Regions from separate parts of the Homo sapiens genome. Here region 1 is linked to region 2. Evidence: chromatin contacts called from ENCODE Hi-C or POLR2A ChIA-PET data. All regions are on one chromosome and are shown on one strand. Each heading gives the region's core, a stretch centred on a gene start or an enhancer-like site at or near the end of the contact. The rest is flanking DNA. Distances are from core to core; before and after follow the strand shown.

Region 1 (5,094 bases), core at 2,545-5,044, 110 kb after region 2:
TCTTATGCTCAGGAAACATTTGCTGAATGAATCCTCTGGAGATCTTCAGAAAATCAGCATATTCCAAATGAAGTGACTGAGACTTAAGCAAGAGACCCAGGGTGGGATGGACAGACTCTTGAATAGCATCTTGATCTAGACCAGTATAAACTCGTGGGACCTAAACAAAAGTGGACCTTTGTTCAGTGAAGAAGATTCCCAGGGAGCAGGTAGAAGCAGATGGAGCTAACTCCAGATACAGGCTGTGCTCTCCGCAGACCCCAGCGTCTTCGTAGATAGGAGGTTTAGCAGATGGTGTTTTTGCATTAAGTTTCTAAATTACCATCTATAAGATCCTCTGTTTTCTAAAAACTAGTTGCCTTAAGGCTTTAAGATTTTAATGTAATTTTAATGTTTGTGTGTGTTGTTAGTGTACCTGTTTCTCAGGTTTGCTATCCCAGATAGGTTATTTGCTAAGATCAGAAGAAAATCAATTGGCAAAAGAACATGCTCACATGTTACATGTTATTACCAGTTGGAACAAGAGCCATCTGGGATGTAAGACTATCCACCAAACGGGTGTGTGGAACTGTCCCTTGGCATTGCACAGGAGGACCACTTTTAGTATGATTTCCTGTGCTGTGGCTATGACATCAGGGAGGCTGAGGCAGGATCACTTGAGGCCGGGAGGTCGGGGCTGCATAATGAGTTCTGATCGTGCCACTGTACTCCACCCTGGGAGACAGAGCAACACCCGTCACTAAAAAAAAAAAAAAAAAAGAAAGAAAGAAAGAAAAGAAAAAAGAAAAAGAAGAACAAATTCAGAAGCTACAATAGGAATAGTTCAGAAACCATCCTCCAGCCTTTTAAAGGCACAGAAGAGCTTTGTTTCACATTCGTTTCGGCTTCCAAAGCAACTAGTCAAGTCAGTTTCACCTGTTTTATTCACAACAGTTATCTCTCCAATCCAGATTCCTTCTTTAAAAAAAGGGAAGAAAAAACATTCTCATATTTCTTGTTTTGCTAGCAAGAAATGAGCTGCAGAACACTTTCAGAGATCCACTAGCTGTTTTCCTTAAGCTGAGGCTGAGAGCTTCAGGGGCACTCCAAAGAAAGAAAGAAAGGAAAGATAAAACAAAGGACGAGAGGCTGGGGGGAAGAAAGAGAGGAAGGGAGGGAGAAACTATAGAGACCACTGTGTGGACACCCACAACTTCTGGTTCTGAGGCTGGTGGGAAAGGAATTTGCAATAGAAGAGGAGGGGAACTGAGAGGAGAGCACTGTATTAAGAGCTTATAGGAATTCTAAAAAGAAAAAAAAAGGAGGCCTTTGATCCATTCCAAAGAGGGAGGCAGAAAACTTCAAAGCAGAATAACAGTCCCCTGCACTCTGCCCTACTCTAAGTACCCGGAGCATTCATTATGAATCAGCCCACCTCCCCTCGGCCCACGTGGGGCTGTGCAAGCCAGACACGCAATTCAGACCCACAGCTTGTTCAGCCTCCCCGAGAACACAGCGTGTGCAAGGTTTGGGAATGGAAATATAGCAGGGTGCCCACTCCTAAGTGGGGTTAATTCACGGATGTGGAAGGAATCTCTACCTTTCGCAGAGACTGCTAGAAACACCAGCTTCCCTTCTTTCTCTTCAAAGGAAGATGGTGTTTTTTTCTCCTTAATCCTGAGTCATTTACAGTAAGATACACGTAAATAATAGTCCAGGAGGTAAAATGTGATCTACACAGTCTCTACCTCAAAAATAAGTTTTTTGGGGGACTTGTTTACCATTCCGAATGTGACCCGGCAGCCCTTTACAAAAAGTAACATTTGCTTTTATTAGATACAGCAGATCTATTTCTGTGAGCACCGCAGATGTAACTGGGATTCATTTTTACTGGATGTCTCAGAAGACCGGGCCGACTGCCAGCTCTCCTGGACACAGGAAGTTACAGGGTGCGGTCACTTCTGCTCACCCATTTCTCCTTCAACAGCGCAGATCACATGCACAGAGTTCTTAGGAGACAGGTCTTCCCCAAGGCAAAGGCACACAGAAATGCTTTCCTTCCCAGCTGCCCCTTGATGAAAGAAACTAAACACCTCTTCAGCATGGATATGACACTAGCCCTCGGCTTCTTATTTTTTGCAATGACTACTCTGTGTCAGAGTCAGTAAAAATCGCAATGCAGAGAAGAGAGATAAAAAGAAACATCCTGGAGAATTCTCCTGGTTATTTTTAAAATATTGTCTCTGTTGACTTGAAGTGGTGTAGAAACAGTTCCATATGCTGTGTTTCTTTTTTCCTGTTGCATCTTATAGTTTAAACATAGATCTTTTATCGGATACAACTTCTGTTAACAATATGGCCTACTGGGTTAGCAAAGAAACCGTTCTTTTCTTACAGTTCTGGATTTGGGGAGGTTGCTCACATTTAACTGTGGAAAGCATTATGCTCTTATGGTCTTTGCCAATTCTTTTCTGTAACACAAACCTAAATTACATACCAATTTCTCGAGGTTCTTGCCTAGTTTGGACCAAATTAGGTCCCACAAATTCCTGATCTTAGCAACTGTGTCTCTCAGTTATTTTCCGTGAGACAATATGTTTGTCTGTACTTCATATTGCTTTGTGGAGACAATTACCAGTGCTATATCCCTATTTTTCTTTTTCTTGAAAAAAAATTTAATTTTTAGAAATTATTTGTATAGGAAAAATGTTAAAATAGAAATAAGAATATAACCTCTTTGACCACCCTGCTCCAGTCCTGGTCCCCTCCCTGGAGGTAGCCGTATTAGCAGACAGGCTCGTGTTCTTCCAGACATTTTTCTGTATATTTGCACACATCTAAATACATAGTCATATGTCTTGTTTTTGTTGTTACCATCATTATACAAATGGAATCATACCATAGAACAGATGCCTCATAATTTATTTACCTATTCCTCTATTAATGGATGCTACGGTCTGAATGTATCTCTTCAAAATTCATGTTGGAACTTAAGACCCAATGTGACAGTATTAAGAGGAGCCTTTGGGGAAGTGATTAAGACATGGGGGCTCTACCCTCATGAATGGACTTAGTGCCTATATAAAAGACACTGAAGCAAGCACTCTGGTCCCTTCTCCCTTCCACCATGTGAGGACACAGTGTTTGTCTCTTTCTTCCTGTGAGGACACAACAAGAAGACTCCATGCCAGAAGCAGAGGGCAAGCCCTCACCAGAAACCCAATCCGCTGGCACCTTGATCTTGGACTTCCCAGGCTCCAGAACTATGACTAATAAACTTCTTTTTTAAATTACCCAGGCTAAGGTATTTTATTGTAGAAACAGGAATGGACTAAGACAATGAATATATACCTTGCCTGTTAATTTGCTGAGAACCAAGGTTTCATTTTCAACATTTACTAGCTAATCTAGCCTAGAGAAGTACAAAGAACCCAGGACTTGGATTTTAGTCCAACAATACTACTAATGTCCAGGTAATCTTCGGCAAATGATCATCCTCTTTGGGCCAACATATCCTCAGCTGTCAGACCAGTGGGCATGTACAGTGAACAACTTAGTACCAGGTACTACAACAACTTACACATGCCTAGGCCCCAGGGCACCATGGTGATTCTGATTCAAAGCTAGGGCTAAGATTGGCTACCCTTAGCAAAGAAGAGTTACTGATGTGTAGGTGAGAAAAATGTCTCACGATTTAGAACAGGATGGGACAAACTACATCCCATGAACCAAATCAGACCTGCCACCTATTATTATAAATAAAGTTTTATTGGAACACAGCAATGCTCGTTTGTTTATATATTGTCTTTGGCTGCTTTAGTGCTAAAGTGGCAGAGCTGAGTAGTTTCAACAGAGATCTCATGACTCACAAAGCCTAACATATTTGTCACTGGGTACCTTGCAAATGTTTGCAGACCTCTGCTTTGGAAAGATCCCTATGGTCACACAGAGGGTGGGGAAGGAAGACAATTTAGAGTGGTGGTGGTGATGGGGGTCTGAGTCAGGGCAAGAGAAAAGAACAATGTGCGAGACACAACACAGGCAGAAGCACAGAAGTTGTGACTGACTGAATGGATAAAAGTATGAGAAACAGAAGTTACCAGTTTCATATTTCCAACTTGGAGGCTTGGGTGATTGTCATTAACCAAGATGAGTGTCATGAAAGGAAAGAAGATGTTTATGGGAAGGTGAGTAAGATTCGAATTAGGGACTTTCTGAATTCAAAGTGCAGATAAAGGTGTCCAGGAAGCAGTTGGAAATATGAGTCTAATATTCAGGAGAGAGGTGGGGCTGGAGGTCAAGCTTGAGCGCCACCATCTTGGAGATGAGAGCAGGTTTCAGGTGAGCAGACCAGACCAAAGAGGGAAAAACATAGAGGCAAGATATTTGAGGAAGAAATTCTGAGAAACCCCAACAGTTAAAGGACTGGCAAAGGAATAAACCTGAGAAGGAGCAATCAGAAGAGTAGAAGAAAACAAACATGATAATATTTGTGAAAGCAGAAGCAACTGATGTTGGCTTTTATAAGAGGTCTTTGTTGGGCTCATGTCGGGGTAAAGAGTGCTCTGAGGATTTGGTGCCTCTTGTCAGTGTCCTGTGGTGGCTTCCATAGAAAACACTCCACACCCATTATCTGCAAGGAGACAGCTGCAGTTTTGCCTCTTCATGTGGTTTCCTCAAACCCACCCCCTGGGAAATGCAATATGATTCTCTCACAGAGCAGATGGGATGCTAACTGGAATCACCTCTGCCTTGCAGAGTTCTCCCTCAGTTGCTCCAACAGTGCCTGGTAGTGTAAACAAGACTGGCTTACCAGTGCAGCATTCAATACCAGTGCTTACCCAGCAGCCATTCAACCAGTCCTGCTGATGCCCCACCATGTGCCAGCCACCAAAGCATCTAGTGCCAAGATTACAACTGTTTCCTTCTGCTCCTGGTTCTTAGAGTTTTTTTTTAAAAAAAATATATAAATGATCTGCATTTAGTGATATATTTATTTTTAATTTTTTTATTTCCATAGGTTTTTGGGGGAACAAGTGGTATTCGGTTACATGAGCAAGTTCTTCAGTGGTGATTTGTGAGATTTTGGTGCACCCAACACCTGAACAGTATACA
Region 2 (4,716 bases), core at 2,196-4,695:
TCAGATCGAGGATTCCATGAAATCCTAAGGATCCGGGGTCTCTATCCCCCTTTCCCTATTCTTTGCTTTTCTCCACATTGGCCTCATTCCAAGGAAGGCCCTGTCAATACAGTGGGCCTGGCAAATCAGGGCTTAGATTAGGCTTACAGCCAGCATGCCACAGGCAAAGAGAACTCTTCCTTCCCACAAATCCAAGCAAAAGTCTCAGGATGTCTTTCCTGGATCAGCTTAGGTCATGGGTCTATCCCCCAACCAATCACTCTAGCCAGAGAGGCACAAGGCAATGATTGACCAGGCTGAGGTCAAGGCCACCCCAGAGCTGTAGGCACTGGAGGAGGCATCAGCTCCACCTCACACACGTGGATGAAGAATGAGGAGAAGTAGTTCCTGAGGCAAATCAAGGTAGCATTTCTAGAAGAGGGGGCAATGGATACATGGAATGGAAATATAACCAACATCTATACTCAGGTGAGGTGCTTGGCTTTTTTAAAATGTTACTCTGGAGAATGGAGCTTCTTTTTTTTTTTTTTTTTTTTTTTTCCCCAAGATGGAGTCTTGCTCTGTCACCCAGGCAGGAGTGCAGTGGCGCGATCTTGGCTCACTGCAACCTCTGCCCCCTGTGTTCAAACAATTCTCCTGCCTCAACCTCCCAAGTAGCTGGGATTTCAGATGCCTGCCACCACGCCCACTAATTGTTTTGTAGTTTTGGTAGAGACGAGATTTTACCATGTTGGCCAGGCTGGTCTCGAATTCCTGACCTCGTGATCCACCCGTCTCAGCCTCCCAAAGTGCTGGGATCACAGGCGTGAACCACTGGGCCTGGCCTGGAGCTTCTTATTTAAATCTGTCTTATTTGGGCACCAAACAGCCCCTACTGGATGCTAGACAGACCTGCCCAGAAATTTATGGATGGCAAGATAAATGACACACAGGCACTGATGGATGTGAAATCATGTTTATTAATCACACAGGAAACAGGCAAAGGGCTCCCTAAGGAGAAGGGTTCAGGCTCTCTGTTCAGCGTGAAGTGAGGGCCATGGGCAGGCAACATCAGGGCTTCGGGTTTTACAGAGCTCAGGGGCTGGGGCTGGGGTTCAGGTTTCCATGCACAAGCTGGGGTCTGAGTGATTTGAACCTCACTGCAAGCACAAAGGGACAGCATATCTGGGCTTCCTCATTGACTTGCCCAGATTGAGGTCAGGTCGGAAAGGGGCTTGAGAGTAGAATAGAGCTTGGAAGCTATCAGCAGTCAGACCTCAAAACAGAGTCAAACCCTTGACATCTTTTTACTCCAGTTTGGGGAGAAAACCCATAGAAGCCAAGGGTTCAAACTCTTGCCTACCCTGAACCAGCCTTGCCTCCCCGCATTTGTTTCTGATTGGTGTTGAAAAGGGATCCTGGGGGACATTCTCCAGGCTACCTTCTGTTAGCCAGTCTCATGATACCTGCAGGAAACAGATATGCTTTGCACACATGGGTTTCAATTGGCAAGCAATGGCAATGCATCTTTTTTTCAGAGGAAAATGGTTATCATGGAGGCAATGGAATAGATGTTGTTGAGTTCAGCGGCTGTGCATGAGGCACGGTGCTAGGGCTGATGTTAATACAAAGATAGATAAAGCATAATGTTCCCGTTCACAGGAGCAGGTGATGTAGTACAAGAGATGAGGGCCTGACTTGTAAGACAGGACATGTCATGAGTGGGTCCCAAGGGTCACATACAAGTGGTACAGGAGGCAGACATAGATTATATTTCAGACTGAGAGGACATATTGCTACCAGATGATGCTTTACAAAGATGATGTTTGAAATGATTCTTGAAAAAATAGTGTATTAGTCCATTTTCATACTGCTACAAAGACCTTACCTAAGACTGGGTAATTTCTAAAGAAAAAGAGGTTTAATGGACTCACAGTTCCACATGGCTGGGGAGGCTCACAATCATGGCAAAGGTGAAGGAAGAGCAAAAGCACATGTTACGTGGCAGCAGGTAAGACAGCGTGTGCGAGGGAACTGCCCTTTATAAAACCATCAGATCTCATGAAACTTATTCACCAGAATGAGAACAGCAGGGGAAAAAACTGCTCCCATGATACAGTTACCTCCCACCAGGTGCCTATAACACATGGGGATTATGGGAACTACAGTTCAAGATGAGATTAGGATGGGGACACAGCCAAACTCTATCAAACAGTAGTATATTTATGGTCAGGTGCTGAATGTATAGACAAGACAGGGAAACGCTAAACATAATATCAGACGGTGCCAAAAAGAACAAACTACTGCACTTCACAACCTGATTGAGTCACAGACATTATATCGAGTGAAAGAAGCCCGATACAAAACAAATACAGTATGATTCTGTTCCTATGACTCCAAGAACAGGCAAAAGTAATGAATGAAAATAAGCATAAGGCTAGGGATGACCTCCGGGTAGAGGAGGGTATTGATGGGGAGGGGTGTAAGGAGCTGTAAATGTTCTCATCTTGACTTGAGGGGTGGTTAGAGGGGTTCAAAATGTAAACGTTCATAAATTCTACCTTTAAGATTTATCTGTTTACCACATGTGCATTTTATCTAAATGAAAGAAAAAGGGCACAAAGGAATAAGCGTAATCGTAAAACTTATGTTTCCATGCATGGGGTAGGCTGAATAGTGGCCCCTAAGAGATGTCCGCGTCCTCAACCCTGGAACCTGTGAATATGTTACCTTACGTGGCATAAGAAACATTAGAGGTTATGACTGAGAATCTTGAAGTGGGGAGATTAGCCTGTATGATCCAGGTGGGCCTGATGCAAACACCATGGGCATTATAAGAGGGAGGCAGGAGAGTCAAAGGTGGAAGACAGAGATGGGATGACAGAAGCAGAGGTTGGAGTGATGCACTTTGAAGATAGAAGACGGGCCATGAGCCAAGTGACAAAGGTGGCCTCTGAAAGTTGGAAAAGACAAGGAAACTGATTCTCTCCCAGAACCTCCATAAGGAATGATGGTCTGCCAATACCTTGACTTTAGCCCAGTGAAACTGATTTCAAATGTCTGACCTCCAAAGCTGAAAGATAGTAAATTTGTACAGTGTTAAGCCACCAAGTTTGTGGCAATTTGTTACAGCAGCCATAGGAAACTAATATAGTGCATATTATTTGCCAAGGACAGAATTAAACCCTTATGATATGGTTAATCTCAATTCATCTTCATAAGTGCCCTTTGACTGAAGCTATTACCATTATTTATCCTCCTTTTATAAAGCAGGAAACTGAGACAGATCAAGTACCACCCCCAAGCAAAGAAAATAGTGAAGCCATGATTTGGGTCCAGACACTAACACTCGAGGTCTTCATCACTCAGCTTTGCCCCTGCCAAGCAGAAACGGCAGCTGGAGCACAGCCTCAGATGGCATGGTCTGGAGGAAACTGGAGTCCAGGCTGTGGCTTGTTCTGCCTGCAGAGCATTCCACCCAGCCCCCTCCAGGTCCCGTGGCCATGAGGAAGTGGTGTGGACTGAGAGGTTGCTGAAATAGCTTTGATGACAGGAGACTTCCTTCAGTGCAGTGTTGAGCATTGAAATATTTCACTTGTGCCCATTGGGCATCACATTTCACGAAGATGTGTTAACTAAGATCACTGAAATAAAACATAATTCTCTCCCCTGGATGTACTATACCGAGCTGCTGCTGTCACTGTGTGTGTGTGCATATGTGTGTGTGCATATGTGCAAGGTGGTGTTGGTGAGGGAGTTATACCAAGTTGTTGGCTCTGTCTCCCCTATTTCTTGGGGATCTAGCAGACTCATCTTTATTTATCAAATGGTAGTCAGAAGGTTGTACAACTAACCTTCACAGAGAATTTCATCAACAAACACAAAAGCCAAACCTGTGGCTCACTGGTTTCCTGAGCTCCACATTCAGCTCTACTGACAACAGGATGCTACTTGGCCAATTAACAGCAGGATGTGCACATATTTCTCTAAACCTTTTGGGTGGTTCTCCCAGTGAGTGGCTCTGCTCTCTATTTTTCCTTTGGACACAGAAGCATACTGGTTAAAACTAAGGGCTTTGGAGACTCAGAATACCAGCTCTACCTCTTACAAGCTGGGTAACCTTGGCAGGTCACAGACCTTCAATACATATTGAGTATCTGAAAGAGGATGTTTTCATTATCCCAAACCCAGAAGGTCAGATCTTTCAAGAACCTCAGAGGTCATCTAGTCCAATTTCCACATTTTATAGGTGGAGAAATTAGATTCAGAAAAGAGGCGAGTAGGCAAATGGCCAAGAGACAAGTGAGTGGCTAATCCAATTGTATGGATAACTGCCCTGTGTAAGGTTAGCTGATCATGAAAAAAATTAAAAAAAGCAGTACCATCAGAAGCATTTCTGGTAGACTATTAAGATCTATGATATGGTAATCATTTGAACAACTATGGTTATTAGTCTTATTTGCAGACACAGTGTTCAATTATGCAGACCACTCTAGTGCATCAGTCCCAGGGAACTTTCTTAGCCATCAGCACAGAGACAATTTTAAATGAATATATGCAGCATTTCCCCAGACCTACTCGTGATACCCAGGAGACCAACTACCCATGAAAAATCAGTTCACTACAAGAGGAGGCATGGGGGCTTTGAAGTACTTCTTATTGCATGGTAGTCAAGTAATTTTTTGAAAAAAGTAATTTTACTTTCTTGCATTCAGGGCTATCCAAAAGGCTATATGC

Evidence for each region. A loop is a pair of places that touch in the nucleus more often than their neighbours do. ChIA-PET counts read pairs that join two places held with the same protein, here RNA polymerase II (POLR2A). Pooled maps may share reads with other maps.
Region 1: a map of heart right ventricle shows a loop between it and region 2 (2.2-fold over the local background). The contact joins two enhancer-like sites. A Hi-C loop is called at or near these places in 1 of 168 maps with a recorded cell type or tissue (heart right ventricle) and 1 of 50 pooled maps. POLR2A ChIA-PET finds 5 or more read pairs at or near these places in 5 of 52 experiments (H1, PC-9, activated CD4-positive, alpha-beta T cell and 1 more).

Annotation. Positions count from the first base shown.
Region 1 is chr3:59,816,822-59,821,915 of GRCh38, forward strand. The region is part of intron 8 of FHIT (fragile histidine triad diadenosine triphosphatase); the gene reads right to left. Among named protein-coding and RNA genes, the nearest start is that of CFAP20DC-DT, 730 kb to the left of the region's middle. RefSeq lists an enhancer at 1,111-2,310. Within about 2 kb of position 3,795, at least 2 of the 41 ENCODE cell types and tissues checked have a DNase peak (open chromatin) inside an H3K27ac peak, as active enhancers do.
Region 2 is chr3:59,706,451-59,711,166 of GRCh38, forward strand. All of the region lies in intron 6 of CFAP20DC-DT (CFAP20DC divergent transcript), which reads left to right. Among named protein-coding and RNA genes, the nearest start is that of CFAP20DC-DT, 620 kb to the left of the region's middle. Within about 2 kb of position 3,446, at least 2 of the 41 ENCODE cell types and tissues checked have a DNase peak (open chromatin) inside an H3K27ac peak, as active enhancers do.